Regions from separate parts of the Mus musculus genome. Here regions 1, 3 and 4 are each linked to region 2. The links are chromatin contacts, found by Hi-C or POLR2A ChIA-PET in ENCODE. All regions are on one chromosome and are shown on one strand. The core of a region is the stretch at or near the end of the contact, and the rest is flanking DNA. Distances in the headings are between cores, read along the strand shown.

Region 1 (2,998 bases), core at 119-2,618, 58 kb before region 2:
GTTCTCATGGAGCAGTTTCATAAAAGATTCCAGGATACAGGTGGAAGGGCAGTGACCTCTGAGGTCCTCCCTGTGGGGACATCAATGATCTCCATCTCTTCATGACTAGCCCATCCCTTGGAGTCGCTGTTATCCTCCACCTGCTATTCCCAGGGAGGACCGACCTGTACCCAGGCAGGAGCCCTGGAGAATACAGCCTGTTCTTGTTTCCTGCAGCTCTCCCTGGGCCCCAGCTGCCAGAGCAGTGATTGAAACCTACACTGATGCCGATTCTAAATAAAGACTGCTGGAAACTGGATCCCACTTCAGTCCGAATGGTCTGAATGGCCTTTGATTCAGTTAACTTGTGATTCTTTTTCTGCACCCAACATAGCAAGAATAAAACATGAAATCAAAAGAAAAAAAAAAATCAGGAAGCTTTCACTGACGTATGCTAAAATTAGTAGCTGAAAATATGGTTAAAAGCAAGACTTTTACACAGTCAAGCACCTCCCCAAATGGTGTTTATTATTTACAATAAGAAAATAGAAACCTGGGGGCTGGTGAGATGGCTCAGTGGGTAAGAGCACCCGACTGCTCTTCTAAAGGTCCTGAGTTCAAATCCCAGCAACCACATAGTGGCTCACAACCATCTGTAGTAGGATCTGATGCCCTCTTCTAATGTGTCTGAAGACAGCTGCAGTGTACTTACATATAATAAATAAATAAATCTTAAAAAAAAAAGGAAAGAAAACAGAAACCTTGTTATTTATTTAGATTTTAAGACAGAGTCTCTACATAGCTCTGGCTGTCCTGGAACTATGCAGACCAGGCCGGCCTCGAAATAACAGAAATCCGCCTGCCTCTGCCCCCAAATCCTGGGATTTTAAAGCATGTGCCACCATGCCGAGTAGAAAATAATAACTTTATGTTAGCCCCTTGGCAGCCACCACTTAAACCACTCAAACCTTGGCGACGAAAGTATTCCCCAGTAATGGGGCGTTTGCCTTCTGGGAGGCACGAGCGCGCCATTTTCTTGTTTAAAATGTGTAACTTAATTGTGTAAAATATCGGGCCAAGCCAGGATGACAAGTAGTCTACAAGATAATGGACTAATGAAGTCAGTGAGGGACTGAAGCGCTGTGAAGCGCGTGTGGCTAATCACGAGGTAGGCGTTTGGGAGTCTGAGTCAAAGAAAGCTACAGGGGAGCAAGAACCTGATGCGATGACCGTCCACTCACCGCGTGTGCCAGGACGGTCCCAGCGGAATTAGCTTCGTCTCCCGCGTGCGACCTAGAGCTGCGCCAGCTGGGACCCGGGTCTCCAGGATTCCGAGCGCCAGCACTCTCCCGCCCGAACCTACAGCGCGGGCCACGTTACCATAGCGACTGGAGTCAGTAACCTTGGTCCCGGTGCACCCTGAGCGGCGCTCCGATCCCGCCGGGCAGAAACAGGAGTCTCAACACAAAAGAGTTCCGACCTGTGCGCTGGTACCGAAGGAAGAGACGCTTGGGGTTCCGTGGCCTAGCAGACTCCCTGAGTAGTGCGAGCCAGTGAGCAAGGACCTACACCTACGGGGCCCTGTGCCCTCCCCCAGCTGTCCTGAGGGTCCCCAAGGTGCCCATTCTGGAGTCCCAAAGGGCTAACTTCAGCTTAGCAGGAGGTGCCTGTAGGCGGAGGGACTGGGAGCTCAGGGATGGAACCTGCAAGTCGTGGGTGGGAAGTTATTCTGGGACTCAGGTTTTCCCTTTGTAGACTGCACATGAGACTGTAACAAGGGTGCACATGGCAAGAGTGGGTGGAGGTTGCACCTAGGGCATGTCGCCAGGCGGAGAGGGCTAAGTGAAGAAGTTGATCCTCTTTCAGAGCCCTGGGTAAGGCGCAGTCACAAGAAGTCCATCCACGATTTGGTCTGAAACCCCAAGCATCAAAAGGTGAATGATCCTCCAAGACCCCAGCTTTCATGGAGCGTGTCCTGGACTAAGAAGAGTTGGATGGAATGGGGCTGGTTGCTGGGAAGGGCCTGCATGAGCCCCAGGAATTCGTTGTAGGCTCGCCTTTGTCTTTCTTTAAATCCTTAGGTCATCTGAGGGCCAGGGAGATGGCTCTGTGGATGTGTCAGTCTGATGACCTGATTCACACTCTGGGACCCACAGAATGGAAGGAGAGAACCAATTCCCATGAGTCTTCCCTATCCCCCATATGTTATGGTCTGCACGTTCACACAGTCACAAATAATAAAAAGAATGGTATTCTTATCTCTTTATACTGAAGAAGTTAAACTGTGGCCTGGTCCTGGAACTGGCATACACACCTAAACCAGCATAATTCCTAGGGGATGGGGAGTGTCTGGGAATCCCCTCCTCCAGGAGGGCAGTATCAAGAAGTCTAGTCATTCCTACTTTCCTGTCCTATATCCTGCCGTCTTCCTCTACCCGTCAGTCTCTTTCCCTCAACTTGCTGTCCCCACTTCCTGACAGCAAATGCTTGGTGTTTGAACCTTCCCCCAACCAGCTTGTCTTTGTAGCCTTCTTCTCAGCCAGGGAGTCCCCTGAACTTCTAGGGGCCTTCTGTTCTATTAGAAAGTGAGGTAACCTCAACTGCCAGTTCTTTGCTGTCAAATGTAAAACCCTTGCCTTAATTGAGGGGTCCAAGGGTCAGCCCCATTCCACAAGTATGTTCACACCCCTTGTCTCTGCCTCACTCTGTCACAGGAGCTTCCTGTAGTTGGTCTTTGCTACTTTGTGGTTCTTTTTCCCACCCCTGTTTCACCCCACCATCACCAGATAGGAGAGAAAGAAGGATGGGGGGAGAGAGTGGGATAGAGATTCCTGAATCTAATTTCTTTCCTTGTTTCTACTTTGAGCATAACGACTAACAAAACTGCAACACACACACCACGACCAACATCCACTCCCACTTCTCGGGGCCCTAGCATCTATATATCCTCTGAAAAGTTCCCAGAATTCCAAACATAACACAATCAAAGAAACTTATCTGCAGCTGGCAAAACATGCCT
Region 2 (3,209 bases), core at 254-2,753:
AACATAATTCTACTAAGAAATGCAGGGGGAAGTTTGTATTTAAAAATCCCCAACTATCAGGTTTAAGCAACCCTAAGCAACCCTCATGTCTACCTTGAGAATTCTGAGAGCCATCATGAGAACTTCCTTCCACACCACTTCTCTCCCCTCTGTTCTGCCTACATCTCGACATTGAATGCATCTGCATTCATCAAAACTTCATTCCTGTTGATTTCCGGGTGTCCAGTAGTCAACTTAGATGCTCAACATATCCTCAAGACCCCAACCAAACCAAGGCCTTTCAGGCCAGGCACAGGGAACATTTTCAGTCCTGATTTGGAGGAGAGTGGCAGCCAGGAGGCTATGGGTGATCCCTTTAGCGGGTCAGCTAAGTGGAGATGCCATTGTGGAAAAGAGCAGGCCCAGACTGCTCCAAGAACCCTCAGAAATCAGCCGGTCGTTTCCCCCATTTCTGACCGGGACACTCCCCACCTCCACACTACATCTGGCTTATTTTGACATTTCTCCCCCACACATGAAAACATCCAGGACGCCACTGCAGAGCTGAGGAACAGCACCAGACCCTTGGCGGAGCAGAGCATGGCCTTTGTTTACTGCGGTGACCTTAGGTGGGGGAGGATGCTGACGCCCGGCCCAGGCCCTGCCCCCTCCGGGCCCCACCCCCAGCCTGCTGCCCTCCCCTGCCCCGCTCTCCCCTCCCCCTCCCCGCTGTCCCCCCCCGGCCCCCGCCCCCAGTCCTTTTCCCACGCCCTCTGACACCCCACCACCGAGGCCCGCTGGCCCCCGCCTCTAGGCCTCCTTCTTCCTCTCCCGGGTCCCCGACCATCCCCAGACACGCTCCGAGCTCTGCCCCCCGGCCTGCAGTCCCCAAGACCGGCCTGTCCTTCCAGCCCTTCCCCGCACCCCACCCCGACCCGCCGCGCCGCGCCCAGCCCCCCGGCCGCGCTCGCACAGCGGCCGTTGGTGTCTGGCCGAGGCCGGTGCCCGGGCCCTCGGCTGCGGGGATGCCGAACGTCCACTCCGGCCCTCCGCAGGCCTCGGCCTGCCGGGGACCCCGCCCGCCGATCCGCAAGGCCCCCGGGCGCTCGATGGCGCCGGGCCTCACCGAGATAGATGTCTCCGAAGGAGCCGCTGCCGATCTTGCGGCCCAGTCGGTACCTGTTCCCGACCCTCAGCTCCATGGCAGCGGTGCGGCTCGCTACTGCCCGCCCGGCCGCTTCCTGGGTCTGCGCTCCGGGAGGCGGCGCCGCTGCTGCCGCTACTGCGGGTCCGGTCCGACTCCGCCCCCCTCACGGCCCCGCTTTCACCATCGCTTTCCGGTCGCCCCGTCGCTCTCAGCGCCTCAATACGGGGCGGATGGGACAGTCCGAGCGCCGCCGCCGCTGCTCCGGCCCTTGCCGGCCCCGCTCGCCCTCTCCCCGCCGCGGATGGACTCGGATCTTCCGGGCCTAAATCCCCCTTCAGCTGCCTAAAGGAGCCGCCGCCATCGCGCTGTGACGTCACTTCCCCTAGCAACCCAAGGGGGCGGGGCCACCGTGCTCGGGGGCGGGGCTTGGCTACTTGATGGATTGCGCAGTCGCAACCAGGCCTGTTTCTCTGTCCCAGTGTCCACCGTTCCCGCAGGATGACTCCAGCTGGTCTCTTTGGTCTTCCCATTTGTCTCCAATAGAAGTCCGAGGAAGCTAAGCCATGTGTGGTAAGAAATGCCTGTAGTTCCAGCCCTTGGGAGTTCGAGACCAGCCTGGGCTATAGCGACCCTGCCCCTAAACAGGCAGAGAGAAGCCGAATAGCAGTTCCTTTTGTAGACCCCGGGAAAGGCCCTTTACAGATAGGGGAAAAGGGCAGAGAGGGCGGTCCAGGCCTAGCTCTGAGATCACAGGTAGACAGTTAGCTTTTGTAGGAATCACCAGTTGTGGGCTTTGAATGGTGCAAAACGTGCCTGCTGCTGCCTGCCAGCTTCTTGCACACAAGGGTGGAAGAAAAGAGGTCTTCCTGGGACCCACTGTGGGCAGGAAGGTCAGTGTTGAGTTCACTGAGGGTGTAGAGGGTATGTCTCAGACTCTGATCGCTCTCCAGGGCTGTCTGCCTGGAGAGAGAGTCAACATTTTTATCTGGTCTGCATTGGATCTGCATGTTCCCCTGGCAAACACAAACATGAATTCTGAAGTTCAGGCTGACGGCCAGCTTCCAAGACTTGGCTGTCCATTCTGACCACTGAGGAGGGACTCTGGAGGAGCTACCACACAGGAGGTGCCCCCTAACCAGGAGGGGACAACCTTCCAAATAGATGCTTTTCTAGGCCCACTCTCACCCAGCCAGAAACACGAGAGTCACAGATGAGTGTAATGCTTCTATTTGGTCAGCTAGCACCCGTAGCATCTGCACAGGGTATCACGCTGCATGACAACTCAGCAGCCCTGCAGAAGCACGTGGAGCTGACATGTCTTCTAGTCTCCCAGCTCCACCACCCTTCCTTTTGGTGGTCCTGCAGTGCCTGCCTGCACACAGTTGGCAGTCAGGTTGGGGAGCATTACACAGCCGGAGACAGAAGACACCACAAGGCAAACTGAAACCAGTGGTCACTGAGCGGCAGGTATGGGAACTGCCTAGCTTTTTAGTCCAGGAGTCAGAGCCAGATGCGGCCAAACTAGTAAAAATAATCTTACTGACAGAATTCAAGTATAATTTTTTTTCTGTTGATGAACAATACCTAACTTCATCTGAGAAGCCCCTATATTGAACTGAAAACAGCAAACCTGGTATCTGGCCTAACCTCTCTCTTACCAACCTCGGGCCTGATCTTTGCCTAGCGGTCTTCCCTCTGGGAGCACCTGCTCTGTCTGGAATAGAGAGCCGAGGGTGTGAGCTGCTGCGTGCCTAGGGCTCTGCACACCCTTCTTATTACTTGTATACAGGACAGTCAGCTGATAAAGTGACCAAAGTTCTTGCTGCGTTTTACTTACTCGATGGTCAGAAGGAGGCAGTGCACGGAAGAGGCCCCAGGCAGGATCAATGCTCTGGGTTTTGAAGGTCATTTGCAAGTGTCCTGTGCTGGGGTTCTTGGCTTCTCATCACAGTCCCTTGCTGCAGAATGTGTGTGCCAAAGCCATCGCCATCCCCTGGGCATGCCGGGCAGAGATTGCACTGACTGAGATCATGGTGGCTCTTCACCACGGGCACCTCTGAAGTTTAGGTTCTTTCTATACTTA
Region 3 (2,934 bases), core at 194-2,693, 42 kb before region 2:
CTCATCTCCTCACCCAAACTGCCCGGTCATTGGTCATTTCCATTGTGTGGCATGGGTTTGAATCGGCACCCCTTGCACCCCTCGGAGGACTGGAAAGAACTCTCCCAGCTCAGAATGGCTCTACTCTCTCCCAATCCTGTTCCTTTCCGGGAAGTCAGCATTTGTAGAGCAGCATGCAAAGCTGCTGTCCTGTCCTCATCTCCCACACTGGGCTGGGAGTGTTAGGATTGCTCTTGTGCTCTGTGTATTCAGATGCCCCAAGAGTTCTGTGCCCCAAGATCAGGTTGCAGTCTGGACATGGGCAGCGTATTGACCAATGTGCTGTGGAGAATGCTCCCCAATAACTTCTGATTGGATAGTAAAAGGCTAAAGCCTGTGACTGGGCAGGAAAGAGAGGAAGGTGGAACTTGAGATGAGTAGGGGTATCTCCAGTAGGTACCAGGAAAAGGAAAAAGGCAGGGGAAGGAAGAGGCCTGCCTTGAGGCAGGATGGTCTGGGAGGATGGACCATGAGCACGTGGCCGAGAGAAAATCGCTGAGGACACTCATGGGGCAGAGCAAACACAGCAAGACTCAGTTGGCAAGTAATGTGGCGTCTATAGTTAGGATGTTATAGCAATCTCAGAACCTGCCCGGTTTAAACTTACAGCTTGTTAATAAAAACACCAGGTTTCTTTGCCCCCCCCCCCGCCCCCCAGGGAGCTATACAGGCTAGAGTGGAGCAGAAATCCCCCCATAAAAATCACTTCTATAGGAGTTGAGGGGCGACAGAGCAGGGCTGTGTCAGTGCCTGTATCTGACTTTGTTGCAGGGCCCCGACCACAGGGGAAAACGGAAGTTCAGGGAGGTTGACAGCCTTGCCCAAGATCCCCGGTCAGTCCAAGGTGCCTGAGTCTTCCTAACTAGGGAAGACAGCTGCCACAGCCACACAATAGCCCAGGCTGAGGCACGAGCAAGGTATGGTGGTTTGGATGGGGCGAAAGTCCGAAGTAGGCAGGCGGCAGGAGCCCTGTGTGCATGAGGTGTGGTGGGGGCGTGTGCCACCCGGCAGAAGGCGCAGGCCAGAAGGCCAGGGTCTGGAGGGCAAAAGGTCCCAGTCTCGGAGATAGCGAGGACATTGCCACTCTCTTGCAGGAATCATGGAAGGAGCCCACAGTCTTGGGAGGGGATAAATGGAGGGTAGAATGGGAAGCAGAGGTGGGTAGTCACGGCCCAAGGGCGCGGAAGAGAACAGTGAGAAGGTCTGCGTTGGGTGGGGCCCGGGCCCCGGGCGCCTATAGAGCGAGTGCCAGCCTGGTCTCCCTGTTAAGTGGAGATGGCATTGTCCGCGCCGTCGGGGAACAGCGGCCAGGGCGCCCCCTCCGGCAGCGGCGCGGGGTCCGGGTGGGGAGGGCAGGGGCGGCGCCAGGCAGCGGTGACGTGCGCGGGGGACGTGCCGCGCGACGGATGAGAGCACTTAAAGTCGCCCCCGGCGCGGCGCCGGGCAGCCAAGGCGGACAGAGGCAGATACAGCGGCTGGCGGTAACAGGTAGGCGCGGCGAGATGCTTGGCGCGCGGAGCGAGGCTGGGACCCTCCCCCCGCCTCCAGTCGCCCAAGGTTTGGGGCCTTCGATCATCAGGCGGGGGATCCAGACCTGGAGCTCCCGGCCCCTGACCCTCTCTCCTCCTGGTTCTCCAGCCCCATTCTTTCTTGACTTGGAGAACCTTCTCACCACTGCGGCTCCACCAAAGGGCCATGAACAGCCAGTTGCGCGCTTGCATCCTGCTTCCCTGCCCTCGTAGACGCCTATCTATCCATCCGGTAGCCCTCGGGGGCTGGGCTTCGTCCAGGAGGGCAGCTGCCCTGGGCGACCAAACGTCCAGAGTATAAATAGCTCGGCCCAAGAGGGTTGGAGCGTGGCCGGACGGCCGGGGAACCTGGGCTATATTTGGTGGGAATGCTACAGCCTCCTTGGAACCCCGAATCTCCAGCGGGCGTCAGCAGGCCGCCCAGTGAGAGAGAGGGACACGTGCGCTTCGGAATGGTGCCACGTTGGGGGAGGTATGCCCTCGGGTCTCTTTCATCTCTTTACATCCACCTTTTCTACCATCTTAAACTCATCAACTCTTACCCAGCCACCACTATTAACCCAAACTAGGCACATGAAAGTGGGGTTTTCCTCCGGAGTGGGCTCTGTTTGCTCTATTCTCATCCGATAGGAAAACCAGGCACGGTCTGTTTTCTTACCTGACAAGTGGGTTGACTAGGCGCCTGCCTGGATGCTGGTCCAGTCAACAGACAGGCTCAAGAAACTGTTAACTCTGGACAGCTGATAGTGCTTGGAATCTGGGTGACAAGCAAGGAGAGGGCAGCAGGGCCCAGGCCGACAGGAACCCTTTCAGGACAACAGGTTGGTCTGAGCGTAACGGCAAGGTTCTCCCCATAACACAGGCTCATTAGCTTTCCCAAAGTTCTTCTGTTGGGAGCAGGTTATCCCCGAGGGCTCCCGGCATCATTGTACAGGCCCAAAGTTGGCTGGTGTCCCGTGGGTGCTGGGTCCGTCCGTGTTGAGGAACGAGGACAGTCCTAAAAGTGTGTGGACTCACTCAGGATGAGCAGTGACTAGTGCACAGCTAGGATGCTGTGCAAAGGATGAGTCTACCCCTTAAGGGGCACTGAGGACACTACCGAGATACATGTGGCCCCTTCTTGGCAAGGACTTTGAATAACCAGTGGTTTGGTTCCAAGATGGACTTGGCCACATCACCAGTGACCTTGGGCAGGGCTTGCTCCCCGTAAAAACGATCTCACTGCTTGGATGCCTAAATTTCGAGGGGCAGCGAGGAGAAAGCACAGTAGGCCTTAGAACCATCAAGAAGTAATGTTGAAGGGGCCAGTGCGTGGGACCCCACAGTATGCCGGTGTTCCGGGACTTTAGGACTCTAATCCTCCAGT
Region 4 (2,936 bases), core at 179-2,678, 48 kb after region 2:
GTGGTGAACAAGCCACGGGCACTGACTTTCCTGACAGCCTCGCAGGTGTAGTCTCCAGTGTCTGCCAGCTGGAGGGAGCTTATGGTGATGGTCAGGTTCTTCTGGGAACCAGAGAAATTAATTCGGCCTGAGAAGGTCCTGTCTACTGTGGGCTCCTGCCGGTCTTCAAAGTAAATCACATTGTAAGCCTGAGGCCAGATCTTCTTCATTAAGATCCCTTCCAGGTGCCCTCTTGTAGAGCAGGTGATGTTGACAGAATCCCCCTCAGAGGCAATCGTGAGTCGGGGGGACTGGTGTACGTCTGTGAAGAACCAGCCAGTTAGCACCAAGCTGGCGCACAGCACACGGTGACTCAAACACGCTAACACGTATCTCAGAGGCTCCACAGATCCTACATTCATGTATGTCCTTGCACACTCTTGAGCATCTCTCACAGCACCCGCACCCGCATGCTCACACATGCTGTCTCATTTTGCTGTGCACAGGGGCTGCACTCTCTACACCTCCAGGTTTCTTTCTCCCATTTTGTATTCCTGTGAGATGCCTCCTCCATCACACCCCTCTCTGCAGAAATGCTATAGGAACTTGGCAACTTTGTTGCATCTCAACACAAGGACTTCCCTTTTGACTACTCCCCACCCTGGCTGTACTCTTTCTTTCTCTTTTAAGTGAGTCAGTCACTCCCAGACAGCCATAGTCCTATCTCCTCTTTGCCTACTCTTTCCGATGCTGGTTTCTTCATCACCCTCCTTCCCCCCATCATTTCTAGGCATCCAGAGCCTGTGGCTCTGCGCAAGGGGCACATGTTGACTTGTTCATGGGATACTCACTCTTTCAGATTCCAGCCCCGTTTGCCGTGCCTGGCACCCACACCACCCACTTTCCTGTAGGCAAGACTGAGTACAAACCTCAGCATCTCACAGAATGAACACTATGCTGGTTTTGCACAAGAATTGTGCCTGGGAGCCTGAGCCTCCCATAATCTTATTGTAGATCTTTTACACCTTACCACAAGACTTCCCACAGACAGCTGCTCTGAAAGGGAACTGAAGAACACAGTTCTCACAAGCACCAAGGGTAGATGTTAGTCCTGTAAACTAAAGCTTTCAAGTCTCTGCTTTTCCACGGAGCTGGGACTATTCCAGGTCTAAGACTAAGACTTGGGGAAGTCAAGTCAGGGCCAACCCTTCCCCAGGTGGGTGTGTGAGATGCTCTCTGGGAGCCCTGCTACAGGGATGCTTACCTTGGGCATCCAGGGGGCCAGGCAGGATTCCGGCCAGTGTAAGCAGCAAAGCCAGCACTGCCTGCTGAGTCATGACGCCCAAATCCAGGTGATCTGAGCCAAATCAGCCACTCTGGCTACAACACATTACTGAGCACTGTGAAAGTTCACACCAAAAACCCTGAGAGGAAGAAACAGGGGTGTGGCAGTTCAATGCGATTGGTGGTGAAGCTCCGAGGGAGGGCTTCCTGAAGATGAAGGTGGAGCTTGGTGGGCAGGGAACACAACAAGCCAGGTGGAGGAAGCCACCTGACCCCAACTGTCCTCCCTGGCTGGTTGGCTGGCCCACATCTTTATCATCTTTAACCAAGAGTCTCCACAGGAGACGTCAAGAGGAAGAAGAAATAAGAACTAGTCCTGTAACCTGGAAGAAAAATTAGAGGGACTTAAAGGTTTAGAGGCCGGGAGGGAGTTGAAGTTTCCTCTGGTCTTTTGTGTCATTTTCTGCTGGGATGTGTTCAGGTCTGTGGTCTCACCTGTTGTCTGGACACACTGGGGTTTCAGCCTGACACAGCATACCCAGTAGCCTTGGCTGTGGTTGCCTTGGCGGCCTGGGTGATCCTTCCTTAGAAGCATGATTGAGCCAGATCTGCTAGGCCAAAGGGCGGCTAGGAGCCCCTTCAATAGCAATCTGCCTTCTGGGACAAAACCGAGGGCCCTGTGTCTGGTTCCCAGGTTGGGGGAGAGCTAGGACTCTTGTCAACCATGAGTTTTATTGCTGGTACCAGAGCCAGTGTGTCACACTGAGGGGTGAGTTTGTGTGTGTGTGTGTGTACAGTGTCACATAGGGACTCAAAGCAGTTCCTCCGGGGTCCTACTCTAAGGGGGAAGATGCTCCCCCTGTAGGTGGGTTTGGAATGCTATGGTGTAGACAGGGGTGCCATGCGGGGTACTTGAGGGCACATGGGAGAGGGACTCAGGTAAAGGAAGGTCAAAGTTGGAAGATTTTAGGAACAAAGGGTTGGGGAGGGACAGGTCACCTGTGGTAACACAGGGACAGCAGGTATGGAACTGTGCAGCCTGAGAATATTGGAGAGAAATACGAGGGGAGCTGGGTCAGGTGGGCAGTAAAGAAATCAGCACCTAGCCCCCAGGGGAGAAGTTCATGGAAAGACAGACTTTACAGGGAAGTAAGAACAGTCAAAGACCTAGACCTAGTCTCCTTCCTAGGATGCCCGTGGCCACACCAGGGGCACATGGACTGGAGTGCTGCCACCTCTGCAGGGCTGACCTTGATGTGGTCTTCGTGCATCGACACTTTTGACTGTTTGGGGCACCATGCCTCAAGTTTCAGAGATCATAGACACACAGGGCCCTATGGGCTGTGCCTAAGGGCTCCAGGGCTCCAGGAGGAGGTGATGACCCAAACCCCAGTGCATTTATTTTGATTGAAGAGGCACAGACTCTGTGCATCTGGGTGCTGGGCGGTAGCATCAGATGCACTGTGGTTGTGACTCTGGAGGCCACTGTCATCAGGCAGGGTCTTCTCCACTGGGCCATCTCTCCAGCTCACCAGGCAGCGTCTTTAGCTCGGGGCTTCATTTTCAGGTCTCAGCTCGAGTGGTTTTTGTTGTTGTTGCTGTTTTGTGAGATAAGGTTTCTCTGTGTAGCCCAGGCTATCCTGGAACTCACTCTGTAGACCAGGTTGGCATCA

Evidence for each region. Hi-C counts contacts between places; a loop is a spot of excess contacts on that map. ChIA-PET counts read pairs that join two places held with the same protein, here RNA polymerase II (POLR2A).
Region 1: POLR2A ChIA-PET joins it to region 2 with 26 read pairs in Patski. The contact joins the promoter of A430102A20Rik here to the promoter of Csnk1d in region 2. A Hi-C loop is called at or near these places in 1 of 37 maps with a recorded cell type or tissue (CH12.LX). POLR2A ChIA-PET finds 5 or more read pairs at or near these places in 2 of 5 experiments (Patski and embryonic stem cell).
Region 3: a map of left cerebral cortex shows a loop between it and region 2 (5-fold over the local background). The contact joins the promoter of Slc16a3 here to the promoter of Csnk1d in region 2. A Hi-C loop is called at or near these places in 5 of 37 maps with a recorded cell type or tissue (CH12.LX, T-helper 2 cell, heart and 2 more). POLR2A ChIA-PET finds 5 or more read pairs at or near these places in 4 of 5 experiments (Patski and embryonic stem cell).
Region 4: POLR2A ChIA-PET joins it to region 2 with 10 read pairs in Patski. The contact joins the promoter of Cd7 here to the promoter of Csnk1d in region 2. A Hi-C loop is called at or near these places in 1 of 37 maps with a recorded cell type or tissue (T-helper 2 cell). POLR2A ChIA-PET finds 5 or more read pairs at or near these places in 1 of 5 experiments (Patski).

What each region holds. Positions count from the first base shown.
Region 1 is chr11:120,931,496-120,934,493 of GRCm38, forward strand. It overlaps A430102A20Rik (a long non-coding RNA gene), which reads left to right and starts at 1,369. Exons shown (of 3, transcript XR_880367.2): 1 at 1,369-1,596; 2 at 1,846-1,913; 3 at 2,061-2,517. It overlaps Ccdc57 (coiled-coil domain containing 57), which reads right to left and starts at 1,377. Exons shown (of 19, transcript NM_027745.1): 1 at 1,221-1,377.
Region 2 is chr11:120,989,830-120,993,038 of GRCm38, forward strand. It overlaps Csnk1d (casein kinase 1, delta), which reads right to left and starts at 1,504. Exons shown (of 10, transcript NM_027874.2): 1 at 1,106-1,504. The coding sequence starts at 1,181. LOC115486436 (a long non-coding RNA gene) reads left to right here and starts at 1,535. Exons shown (of 2, transcript XR_003949839.1): 1 at 1,535-3,209.
Region 3 is chr11:120,947,624-120,950,557 of GRCm38, forward strand. Slc16a3 (solute carrier family 16 (monocarboxylic acid transporters), member 3) reads left to right here and starts at 1,444. Exons shown (of 6, transcript NM_001038653.1): 1 at 1,444-1,527.
Region 4 is chr11:121,038,050-121,040,985 of GRCm38, forward strand. Cd7 (CD7 antigen) reads right to left here and starts at 1,429. Exons shown (of 4, transcript NM_009854.2): 1 at 1,244-1,429; 2 at 1-301. The coding sequence starts at 1,316. The region is part of intron 1 of Gm11775 (a long non-coding RNA gene); the gene reads left to right.